Linked DNA regions of Homo sapiens: region 1 is linked to region 2. The links are chromatin loops, found by intact Hi-C in ENCODE. Cell type or tissue: endothelial cell of umbilical vein. All regions are shown on one strand. Each heading gives the region's core, and the rest is flanking DNA. Links, peaks and the distances in the headings are about the cores only. Region 1 overlaps PWWP2A (PWWP domain containing 2A). Region 2 has its middle 45 kb from the start of FABP6-AS1.

What was found. Hi-C counts contacts between places; a loop is a spot of excess contacts. Peaks named below come from ENCODE experiments on the same cell type or tissue, not always from the same donor. Only the 100,000 strongest peaks of a DNase experiment are listed, where the experiment ranks them.
Region 1: it touches region 2 in a loop (5-fold over the local background); 8 of 110 quality-filtered maps call a loop at or near these places.

What each region holds. Positions count from the first base shown.
Region 1 is chr5:160,086,893-160,092,275 of GRCh38, forward strand. It overlaps PWWP2A (PWWP domain containing 2A), which reads right to left. Exons shown (of 2, transcript NM_001130864.2): 2 at 4,447-5,383. Among named protein-coding and RNA genes, the nearest start is that of PWWP2A, 30 kb to the right of the region's middle. In endothelial cell of umbilical vein, for the core only: no CTCF peak of the experiment used is centred there; no DNase peak of the experiment used is centred there; H3K27ac peaks cover 391 bases.
Region 2 is chr5:160,162,809-160,168,191 of GRCh38, forward strand. No RefSeq gene overlaps it. Among named protein-coding and RNA genes, the nearest start is that of FABP6-AS1, 45 kb to the right of the region's middle. RefSeq lists enhancers at 1-400, 2,082-2,681, 2,934-3,228, 3,883-4,483 and a silencer at 2,934-3,228. In endothelial cell of umbilical vein, for the core only: no CTCF peak of the experiment used is centred there; DNase peaks (open chromatin) are centred at 2,533 and 3,073; H3K27ac peaks cover 2,552 bases.

The sequences.
Region 1 (5,383 bases), core at 274-5,273, 76 kb before region 2:
TGTATACCATTTTTTGAAATTTACTTGCTTTTTCCACTTTTTATGTCAGTACAGTTAATGGAAAACAAATATGCCTTGATATAAAAGTTTATGTTACTGGAAGGGAACAGTTTTAACCAAAACCAACTAACTTCTAGGTAAGTGCAGTCACACTAATTCACCTAAAAATTTGGCAGTTACAGTTCTTAAAAATGGAGACACTGGCCGAGCACGGTGGCTCATGCCTATAATCCTAGCACTTTGTTGGGGGCCAAGACGAGAGGATCACTTGAGCCCAGGAGTTTGATAGCAGCCTGGGCAACAAAGGGAGACTTTGTCTCTACTAAACATTTTTTAAAAATTAGCCAGGCATGGTGACATACACCAGTAGTCCCAGCTATGGTAGGGGCAGGGGGCTTGAGGTGGGAGAACTGCTTGACCCCAGGAAGTCTAGGCTGTGATCTCGCCACTGCATTCCAGCCTGGGTGACAGAGTGTGACCCTATCTCAAAAAAAAAAAAAAAAAAGGAGGGGCTGGGGCACCAATTAGCATTGTAAGCTACAGTTATTTCCTTGTATAGGACTACAGGTTGATCAGGAAGGAATCCTGGAAGTGGGGTAATGCCAGCAGCATATTCCAATCACACCACTGACCAAGAAAAACACTCTTGTAACTTAATTTCCAACACCTTCTAGCAAGTGCCATCCTAATTTAAAAAATTTCTATCAAAACTAAATTACAGATGGAAGGTGGTGATGGTTGAACAACACTGTGAATGTATTTAATGCCACAGAACTGTATAATTAAAAATGATTAAGATGATAAATTTTACATCTATTTAACTACAATTTTTTAAATACCACACAAAAAAATCACAGTGCTCCATTAATATAACAAGGAGAAAGTGATTTCCATACATGCCACAAGGAAAGGAAAACAAAAATCCTGTTTGGATCTATAAACGTTAGGTCTCTTACTTGAGTAAAGATAAGACAAAGAGTTGTTTATCTTATATTAGTGTCAATTATCCATGGTAAAGACACCAAAATACCCTGGAAAACTAAAAATATACAGATCAGCTATATCACTGTGACTTTAAACTTCCTATTCCTTCGTTCAAAAATAGCACAACAAAGCATATTACTATTAGCTAATGCTTTCATTTTTTAATCCTGTTCTTTTGTTGAATGAAGGAATACAGTAAATCTACACAAACTGTAAATTTGGAATATGAAGGGCCTATTAACTAAATCAGAACCAGGTAAAAGTAACTAATGCACACTCGCCATTTTATTTTCTCCTCGAAATTGGCATGGCATCCTATTTCTGAATTCCCTTATGTCCGGCATGTTTTTTGTTTTGTTTTGTTTTTTGGGAGAGTCTCACTCTGTCACCCAGGCTGGAGTGCAACCTCCGCCTCCCGGGTTCAAGCAATTCTCCTGACTCAGCCTCTCGAGTTCAAGCAATTCTCCTGACTCAGCCTCTCGAGTAGCTGGGATTACAGGCGTATGCCACCATGCGCAGCTAATTTTTGTGTTTTTAGAAGAGACAGGGTTTAATAGAGACGGGGGTTTCGCCATGTTGGCCAGGCTGGTCTCGAACTCCTGACCTCAGGTGATCCACCTGCCTCAGCCTCCCTAAGTGCTGGGATTACAGGCATGAGCTACCGTGCCCAGCCATATCCGGCATTTTTTAAGAGATTGTTTTAATAGCTGTAATATAAGAAGAATACCAAAACAAAAACTAAATTTGCCCCAACTTAGAAACTGAGTCTTCATTCTCTCTGGAAAATTCCCTATTGGAGGCCATCACTAGGCACAAATTCCTGAATCAAAACATTAATTTTTCTAGACATTTGCCCATCTCTTTGGCTGTAAGTACTAATAAAAGTGAAAGCATGCAGCACAAACCATAGAAAATTAACAACTTAAAAGGGAAAACCTAATTTTAGATACAAATTATAGACTTAAGGTATTTCCAATTCCCAATTCAGTTATTCTAGACTTGTGACCTTTTAAACATAAGCAATTTTTAGAAAAGTACAACCTGCTTAAATAGGAGTGTAACTCAATTTAATATGTTGCAATTTAGATACTCAGGCTCACTAGTGAAGATATATTCATTTTGTTGATTTTAGTATCAGTTCCCTGTTCTTTGCCTCCAGTCTGTTTTCACATCAAAATTCCTGCCTATTCAACTTAGTACTAATCTACAATTACTATTTACAGATTTTTTTCCCCATCAAAACCATCTAGGGACACACCACCACGTTATGCAAAAAGGCTCCAGACTAGTGAATCCCAGTTTCTCTATCACACTGATATATAGGGTTTTTTTTCAGAGCCAGGGTCTCACTCTTGCCCAGACCAGAGTGCAGTGGTGTGATCATAGCTCACTGCAGCCTCCAACTCCTGACCTCAAGCCATCTTAGCCTCCCAAGTAGCTAGGATACAGGCGAATAGCTGGGACTATAGGCGTGCGCCACCATGCCCAGCTAAGTTTTTATTTTTCTGCAGAGATGGCAGCGGGGACGGGGGTCTATGTTGCCCAGAGTGGTCTCGAACTCCGGGCCTCAAGCAATCATCCCACCTTGGCCTTCCAAACTTCTAGGAATATGGGAATGACCCACCGCACCTGGCCTCTCACAGATAATTGTTTGGTCTTTGGTTCCACATCTGTAAATGAGAGTTGAATGGATGTTCCTTCCAAATGATTAGTCAGCTTCCTGGTCTATAAATTCTAGAAAGTAAAAAGGGAAAAATACTCTGATGCTTTACATTTCTGAGAATTTCCAGAAATAAAGACATTCTTAGCTTTCACAACTCTTCCTTCACTTGGTTTCTCCCCTGGCCAATCCTTTGTTTTAGCCACGACTCTTACTTAAGCCGCAGATTTGGTCTAAGCCAGTTTACTCCCACTCCAAGGGGAAAAAATACCCACTTCTGTTATCTCCATATCAAGAATAAGTGCCTTTTATCATTTCAAAGAGAAATATAAAGTGGCTACAACTACCCAATTCAACTCTATCTCCATCTGCAGTAGATACTGGACAAATTTATCTAAGACATTTCCATTGGAATAAAAGTTTTTAATATTCAGCTATTAGAGTTTAGAATACACATTTAAGATTAGAGAGATTCTTTAAAACTTGCTTCCCTACTGAAACTGCAAATGAAATATGCCAGACTGCCAGTTTAAAACGAAGGGGTCATTTGGCATATCATTTGTGATATGCTCAACCTTTTCCTCAAAGGTGTGTTCTACAAAACTGATTGTTATTTTTATATTCAACAATCATGTTTTTTTTTTCTTCTCTTTCCCCATGGCTTCTGAAACAAATCCAATTTGGTTTATGCCACAACAGCACATTTACCAAGCACTTGACCATATCAGTAATGTCTACTTCAAACTACTGTTAAAACTCACCCAGATCATTACACAAAGCCTTGGAATTACATATTTTGATGACTTTTAAGTCTTTCTGAACTTTAGATTTCAAACTTTTAAAAACACCTGATTGAACAAGTTCATTAATCTGAAACAAATACTTGGAAAATCTTTTAGGATAGTTCCTTATAACTTCTCAACCACACTGTGAATTTCAAAGAATTTTTTTTTTAAGTATAGTTGTTTCTGTTTGCAGGAAAGAATATGTTCTACTCAAGTGAAACATGTTTTCAAAATGTGTGTTTATTATAATCAAAAAGCATTGAGTGAGTTCCCCATAAGAAATTCTACTTGCTTCTGCAAAAATTCGCAATCAGTCAATAACCTTAAGAAAGCTGACAAGACTATTGATTTTCAATCTCCATTAATCTTTTCATTATGAGTTCCATAGTAACTACTTCAAATTGGATTTAGAAATCCACAAAAAACTGCTAAATTTTAAATTTCTAAAAGTATTGAAATTAGATATCCAAAAGTTAAGACACAAAGTATGAAAGCAACTTTAAAAATCTTGAGATAAACTTGCCTCCACAGCCAATCAGATATATTTCTCACTACTAATACAAAGCTAAAAATGGAAAATAAGAAATCAAATCTTAGGGACAGATGGACCATGTAGAAAAATAGTAAGCTAAGTTACTAGCCCCAAAAGCAGTGATACATGAGGCAGAAAACCAAACAGAAGAGACCGGTTGTAATTACCCGAATGTAAAAAAAGGAAGCATGTGATGAAATATTAAGACTAAAAATTAAAATTCACACATTTATGAGAAATTGGCAGGAAGGGGATATCAAATCTAAAAGCATTATCAAACCTCTATACTACAAAATCTTATTTTGAGAATATACTGATTCATCTCTCATTATTTGAAGTTTTCTTATCTCAGATAATATATTCCCTGATAGGGCAAATAGCAAAATAAAAGTTTGATTTTTCATCTCTTCTAAACACTCTTACAAAGAATAATTTTCTACCATCTTGAAATTTTTCAAAGCTTTTTGAGAAACACACACAAATAATTTGGATTTAGTTGATTTTATTTACAGCTTTTTTTTGGTTTTTTTTTTTTTTTTTACATTTCAGAGCATTACACAATTACATTTTCTCATTTTCTGACCTGCAAACAGATACCTTAAACGGAAATTATTTTGTTTTAATTATCAAATTAGGTACATCCAAAATGCAACAATTACACATATGACAATTAATTCACAAAGTATAATTTTACTGGGACATATCCTAAGAATTTAGGAACAGCCAGTCAGGAGAAATCTGACCAAATTTAGCAATCACTATTTACAAATCCAAAATCAAACCTATCTAAACTCCCAAACCAGAAGCTTGAAAGTATTTATTAAATCCCCACTGGACGAAAGACAGTGATGACTAACACCTATCCAGTCTTGACAGTTTTAATCCCAAACACTGGGCTATTTCCCCAGTCTGTAACTGAATTGCAACCATCTGTTTGTCAAACACCTAACCATCTAACTTTTACACCATTATGCGCATAGAAAGGCTAAGTGTTCATTATTTAAAAAACAAGTAGTCATTAAATATCCACTATTCCCCCAGCTCACCAAGCCCTTATTGCAATCCCAAATATGCAATCTGTGTCACACAGTGACAGGCTGTATTTCATATATATATATGTGTATATATACATATATATGTGTGTATATATACATACACGGATATATATATATACACACACACACACGTATATATATGTATATATACAGTATTAGGTACAAATGGCAATTAACAGTCCCTACAAAAATTCAATTTCAGTTGAGGCTATGGCTCCTATGCCTTGGGATGGTTTCGAACTTCAAAACTGAAAAATACTGCTAAAATCTCACTTCCTTAACACAAAATTTGATTATATGTTCAGTTTAAGCTCTCAGTCTAAAAATGGCTATAAGGTAAGTATTAAAAAGCCAGCCAACTGAGTGC
Region 2 (5,383 bases), core at 324-5,323:
CTCACTGCAACCTCCGCCTCCTGCGTTCAAGCAGTTCTACTGTCTCACCCTCCCAAGTAGCTGAGACTACAGGTACACACCACTATGCCCAGCTAATTTTTGTATTTTTAGTAGAGACGGGGTTTCACCATATTGGTCAGGCTGGTCTTGAACTCCTGACCTCAGGTGGTTCACCCACCTCAGTCTCCCAACGTGCTGGGATTACAGGCGTGAGCTGCCATGCCCGGCTGGCTCCCTCTTTTTAAAATTTTTTTAGAGATGGGATCTCACTATGTTGCCCAGGCAGGACTCGAACTTCTGGGCTCCGGCAACCCTCTCATCTTAGCCTTCTGAGTAGCTGGGACTACAGGCATGTGCCACCAAGCCTGGCTAACTTCCCCCTTAAAGTGAGAGGCATGGAGATGACGGTGATGTTGCTTCTGAAAAGATGTCTTCATTTATGCTGAGAGCAGGTGTGGATGGAGGGAACCCCAAACCCCCTTTACATCCCCTTTTTTCTGACTCAGCCCAGCCTTGGCCAAGGGACTGGATATACCTTTCTGGGCCTAGATGAGTCCTACTGCAAACTAGCAGGCGGTTGATGAGATTGGGGTTACAAATGCAAATGCTTACACTGGGGTCATGCCAATAATAGAAACGTCTAGGAATATTCATTTCCTCTATAAACACGTAGGTTCTCTTCTGATTTCCTTGAAACATGCCACACTCTCAGTCTCGTTTCCTATTTCTGATGAATCCGTAGAGGCAGACTATCTAAAGTAATTAAAAAAAAAATGCAAGAGTGAAGGAAAATGATGGCGGGGCGTGGTGGCTCACACCTGTAATCCCAGCACTTTGGGAGGCCAAGGCAGGTGGATCACTTAAGGTCAGGAGTTTGAGACCAGCCTGGCCAACATGGTGAAACCCCATCTCTATTAAAAATACAAAAATTAGCCAGGCATGATGGCATGTACCTGTAATCCCAGATACTCAGGAGGCTGAGGCAAGAGAATCACTTGAACCTGGGAAGCCGAGGTTGCAGCAGGCTGAGATTGCCCCACTGTACTCCAGCCTGGGTGACAGAGCAAGACTGAGTCTCAAAAAAAAAAAAAAAAAAGGAGTGAAGGAAAATGACAACTGGCACTTGGTCTCAGTGGAGGGGAATAAGAGGGGCCTGCTGACTGTCTATGGGGAACATGTAGGATGCCCACTCTGTCTTTAGGGCAACTGGCACTCAGCATATGCTGATTGGTGCCATGTGGACATGGATGCCCAATGTTAGCAGATCTCACACACTTTCTAGAGAAATTGAACACATCAATTTTTATTTGAAATTTCCCGATTATTAAAACTTTGGCTCAAATTTTTCTTAAAAAGTAGGAGGGCCAAGTACAACGTATTCTGGACTGTGAGCTGCCAGCCTGCCATCTCCAGATTAGGTGGGTTTTTTGTTTGTTTGTGTTGTTTTGTTTTGTTTTTGAGACAGAGTCTCCATCTGTAGCCCAGGCTGGAGTGCAGTGGCGAGATCTAGGCTCACTGCAACCTCTGCCTCCCGGGTTCAAGCAATTCTCTGCCTCAGTCTCCCGAGTACCTGGTATTACAGGCACCTACCACCATGCCTGGCTAATTTTTTGCATTTTTAGTAGAGATGGGGTTTCACCATCTTGGCCAGGCTGGTCTTAATCTCCTGACGTCGTGGTCTACCCACCTCAGCCTCCCAAAGCGCTGGGATTACAGGTGTAAGCCACCGTGTCCGGGCTTTTTTTTTTTTCTTTTCTTTTGAGACAGGGTCTCCTCTGTCACTCAGGCTGGAGTGCACTAGTGCGATAATGACTTACTGTAGCCTCAACCTCCCAGGCTCAGGTGATCCTCCTGCCTCAGCTTCTTGAGTAGCTGGGACCACAAGTCTGTGCCACCTGGCCTGGCTAATTTTTTAAAAAATTATCTGTAGAGGCAGGGTCTCCCTATGTTGCCCAGGCATACCTTGAGCTTGTGGGCTCAAGCGATCCGCCCACCTCAGCCTCCCAAAAGGCTGGCATTACAGACGTGAGCCACTGAGCTATCCCAGATTAGGTGTTTTTAAAGCTGTCTTTCTGCTGGAATGTTCTATGGAGAGAGCAGTGAACAGGGAAGGAGGAAAAGAAGAAGGGATAGCAGGAGTCACTGGGGAATCTCTTTGAGACCCAGTTGCGGGGAGAGGAAGAAGGTCTGGCCTTTCTACTCAGTAAGGCTCTGTTTAGGTTAACCCTTCTTTTCCTCTTGCTGCTGGCTCTCACTTGGGAGAAACGTAATGGCCCAAGCCTTAAGAGTGTCTGAGCAGATCTGAACTGCATGCTCCAGTGTGTTGCTGGAGAGGCGTGGCTGTGGCTCTGGTGGAAGGTGAGAGGGGAGACCACTATCCTAGTCTAGAAGAGGCCTGAGGCCTCGGCCTCCAAGAGGACCGCTCTCTGTGCCCTGGCCTGCTGCTATCCCTGGAGGAGCCCCGGATGTCCTTCCGACTGGGCCTGTGTGTCAGGGAGAGAGAATGTAGTCTGTGGTCAGTGTGGCTGGCAGCCAGCCTGGCAGATGGCCAGAACCCAGAGCTCGCTGGGAAGGAGCATAAACAAGGCGCCTGGTGGGCAGCTGTGACCCAGAATCTTCCAGCAGAAGAGCAGTGAGGAAGGAGGGGGGAATGCCAGGGGGACCCTCGCCCCGATTCCCCAGGCTGCCCAGCACTCAGGCATCAGTCAGGGACAGCATGGGGCTCCCTGAGGCACCGGGCAAGCAGCTGCCACAGAAAGAACTGGAGGAGCCCACTTTGAAGGGGTCTCCTGAGACTCTGTGATCCCATGACTCTGTGATTCAGCTTTTCTTACACTGTAGAGTCACTCTGTACAGAGGACATCTGTGGTTTTCCCTTGCCGAGCATCCACTCTGCTCCTTCTGTTAGCAGCACCCTAGTTATCCTCCGGGAAACCACCCCGCCTCCACTCAGTCCATGCGGTTTGGGTGAGGCTGACTTTGCTTTTCCACCCTCCCAGCTTGAGGGTGGGCATGTGTGCCCGGCCTGGCCAATCAGCAGACTTCTTCTTCTGCTGGATCCAGTGAAACCCAATCCAAGGGATTTTGCTGGAACTCTTGGGAAAAGTAAAATTGACAGCAATTGGCTTGATGCATATCTGGAGGTGCTGGGGGCCATCTGGTCCTGACATGGGAGGAGCTTGCCAGAGAATGAAGCCATCACAGAGAAAGACAGCATAGAGAGGGAGGGAGAGGACAACAGATTGATTAATTGACATGTGTAAGAGACAGAAAAATAACTGAGACTTGATGAAATGGTTTGAGCTCCTAGATCCAGCTTTAAATGATGTAGTTGGTATCTAATCCCTGGACTTTTCAGTGAAGGGGTCTAGAATATGCTGCCATGGCATAAAAATTATTATGAGCAGAAGGGATTTGAGTTCCTGAAATCTTTGATCTGCCTAAAAGTAGAGCCTCCCAAAAGAACTCAATTATAAATCCCCTCCCAGAGCAATCAGGGAAGATTGACTGTTATCTCTGAAGGCTAGAAGTCACCACACCTAAACAGACTGTCACAAAATTATCATATCTCCCATCTATTCTCCTAAGGGCCCATCTCTCTTTCCTAAAAGTCACGTGTTCCTGTAAGTGCCCTTCTCCCTTTTCCTTCCTCTATTAAGATGGTATATAAACTCCCAATTCTAATGCCTTCCTGAGTCACATTTTTGTGTGAATTCCTTTAAGGATAAGATTAAATGATTAAATCCGTCTCTTCTCATGCTAATCTGTCTTTTGTCAGTTTAATTTGCAGGCCCCCAGTCATTATCCTAACAAGGTAGAGGAAAACTTTTCCCTGCCCCGTCTCCACCTGCTCATCTAAGCTTCCATGACTCCAACATTCTACACAAGTCTATGATTTACCTAAGAACTAAATTCTACTTCATTTTCTTCAAGGCAGAAAGAAGCCAGCAAAGAACCTGGGGCCCTTTAAAACCCACCCTGATTGCTTGGAATTGGAGGGATTTGCCAATGAAATCTCAAGGATCCTGGCTGCATTTCTGCCCTGTCAGCACCCCCGGTGTTATCGGAAAAGGGGGTCCTGATACAGAACTCAAGAGAGGGTTCTTGGACCTCACACAACAAAGAGTTTGGGGAGAGTCCATAAAGTGAAAGCAAGTTTATTAAGGAAATAAAGGAATAAAAGAACGGCTACTCCATAGGCAGAGCAGCAGCTTGGGCTGCTGGACTAAGGATACTTATTGCTTGATTATATGCTAAACAGGGGGTGAATTATTCATGATTTTTCAGGAAAGGGGTGGGCAATTTCCGGAGCTGAGGGTTCCCCCTCTTTTAGACCATATAGGGTAACTTCCTGATGTTGCCGTGGCATTTGTAAACTGTCGTGGCACTGGTGGGAGTGTCTTTTAGCATGCTACTGCATTGTAATTAGTGTATAATGAGTGGTGAGGATGACCAGAGGTCACTTTCATGACCATCTTGGTTTTGTTGAGTTTTGGCCGGTGTCTTTACTGCAACCTGTTTTATCAGCAAGGTCTTTTATGACCTGTATCTTGTGCCGACCTCCTATCTCATCAACGCGTGACTAAGGATGCCTTAACTTTTTGGGAATGCAGCCCAGTAGGTCTCAGCATTATTTTACTCAGCTCCTGTTCAAGATGGAGTCGCTCTGGTTTGAATGCCTCTGACAACAGCATATACCCTAGGGAAACTTGATTTCTAGAGCACAAACCCGCAAAGAGAATGCCATGGGTCCTAGTAGTGTCCTTCATTCATCTGTCAATTCAATGCAAATGTATGGAACACCAACTGTTTTCAAAGATGAAGTTCTTATCCTCAGAGATCTTAGATTTTGGTGAGGAAAACAGACCAGTAAAAAAAATTTCATCAGAAAGTGATTAGTGCTATATTAGAGGTAAGTACCGAGAAGCAGCCTGTAGACCAGGGGGAGGCAGTAGGCATGACATAGGTGCTTCATGAAAGAAGTGACCTTTGAGCTGAATTCCACAGGATGAGGAGTCAGGCAGGAGAGAGGGTAGAAGAAGAGCTTTCCGGGCAAGCAAAGGAGCAATATGAGGTGCCAAATCCAAGGGATGGGAGAGGCTGTGGCTTGTAAGAGGAATTAGCTGGGGTAGAGTTGGTGTGGGTAGAGATTCCCTATTAGGGAACAGGGTGGCTGGCATGCTGTTTGACAAGCTGGTTTTGATGAGGGCTGCTTCCTACATGTAAGAACATACAGACAGCAAGCAACACAGCTCAGTCCCAAACCTGAGCCCCGGGCAAAGCCTGACTCATGTCCAAAGAGTAGAAAACAAGCTGGTGGATCCCCAGTCAGGGTTCCAAGCCAAGGGGTACAGCAGAGCCTCTGAGCATACGTATTGGTGAG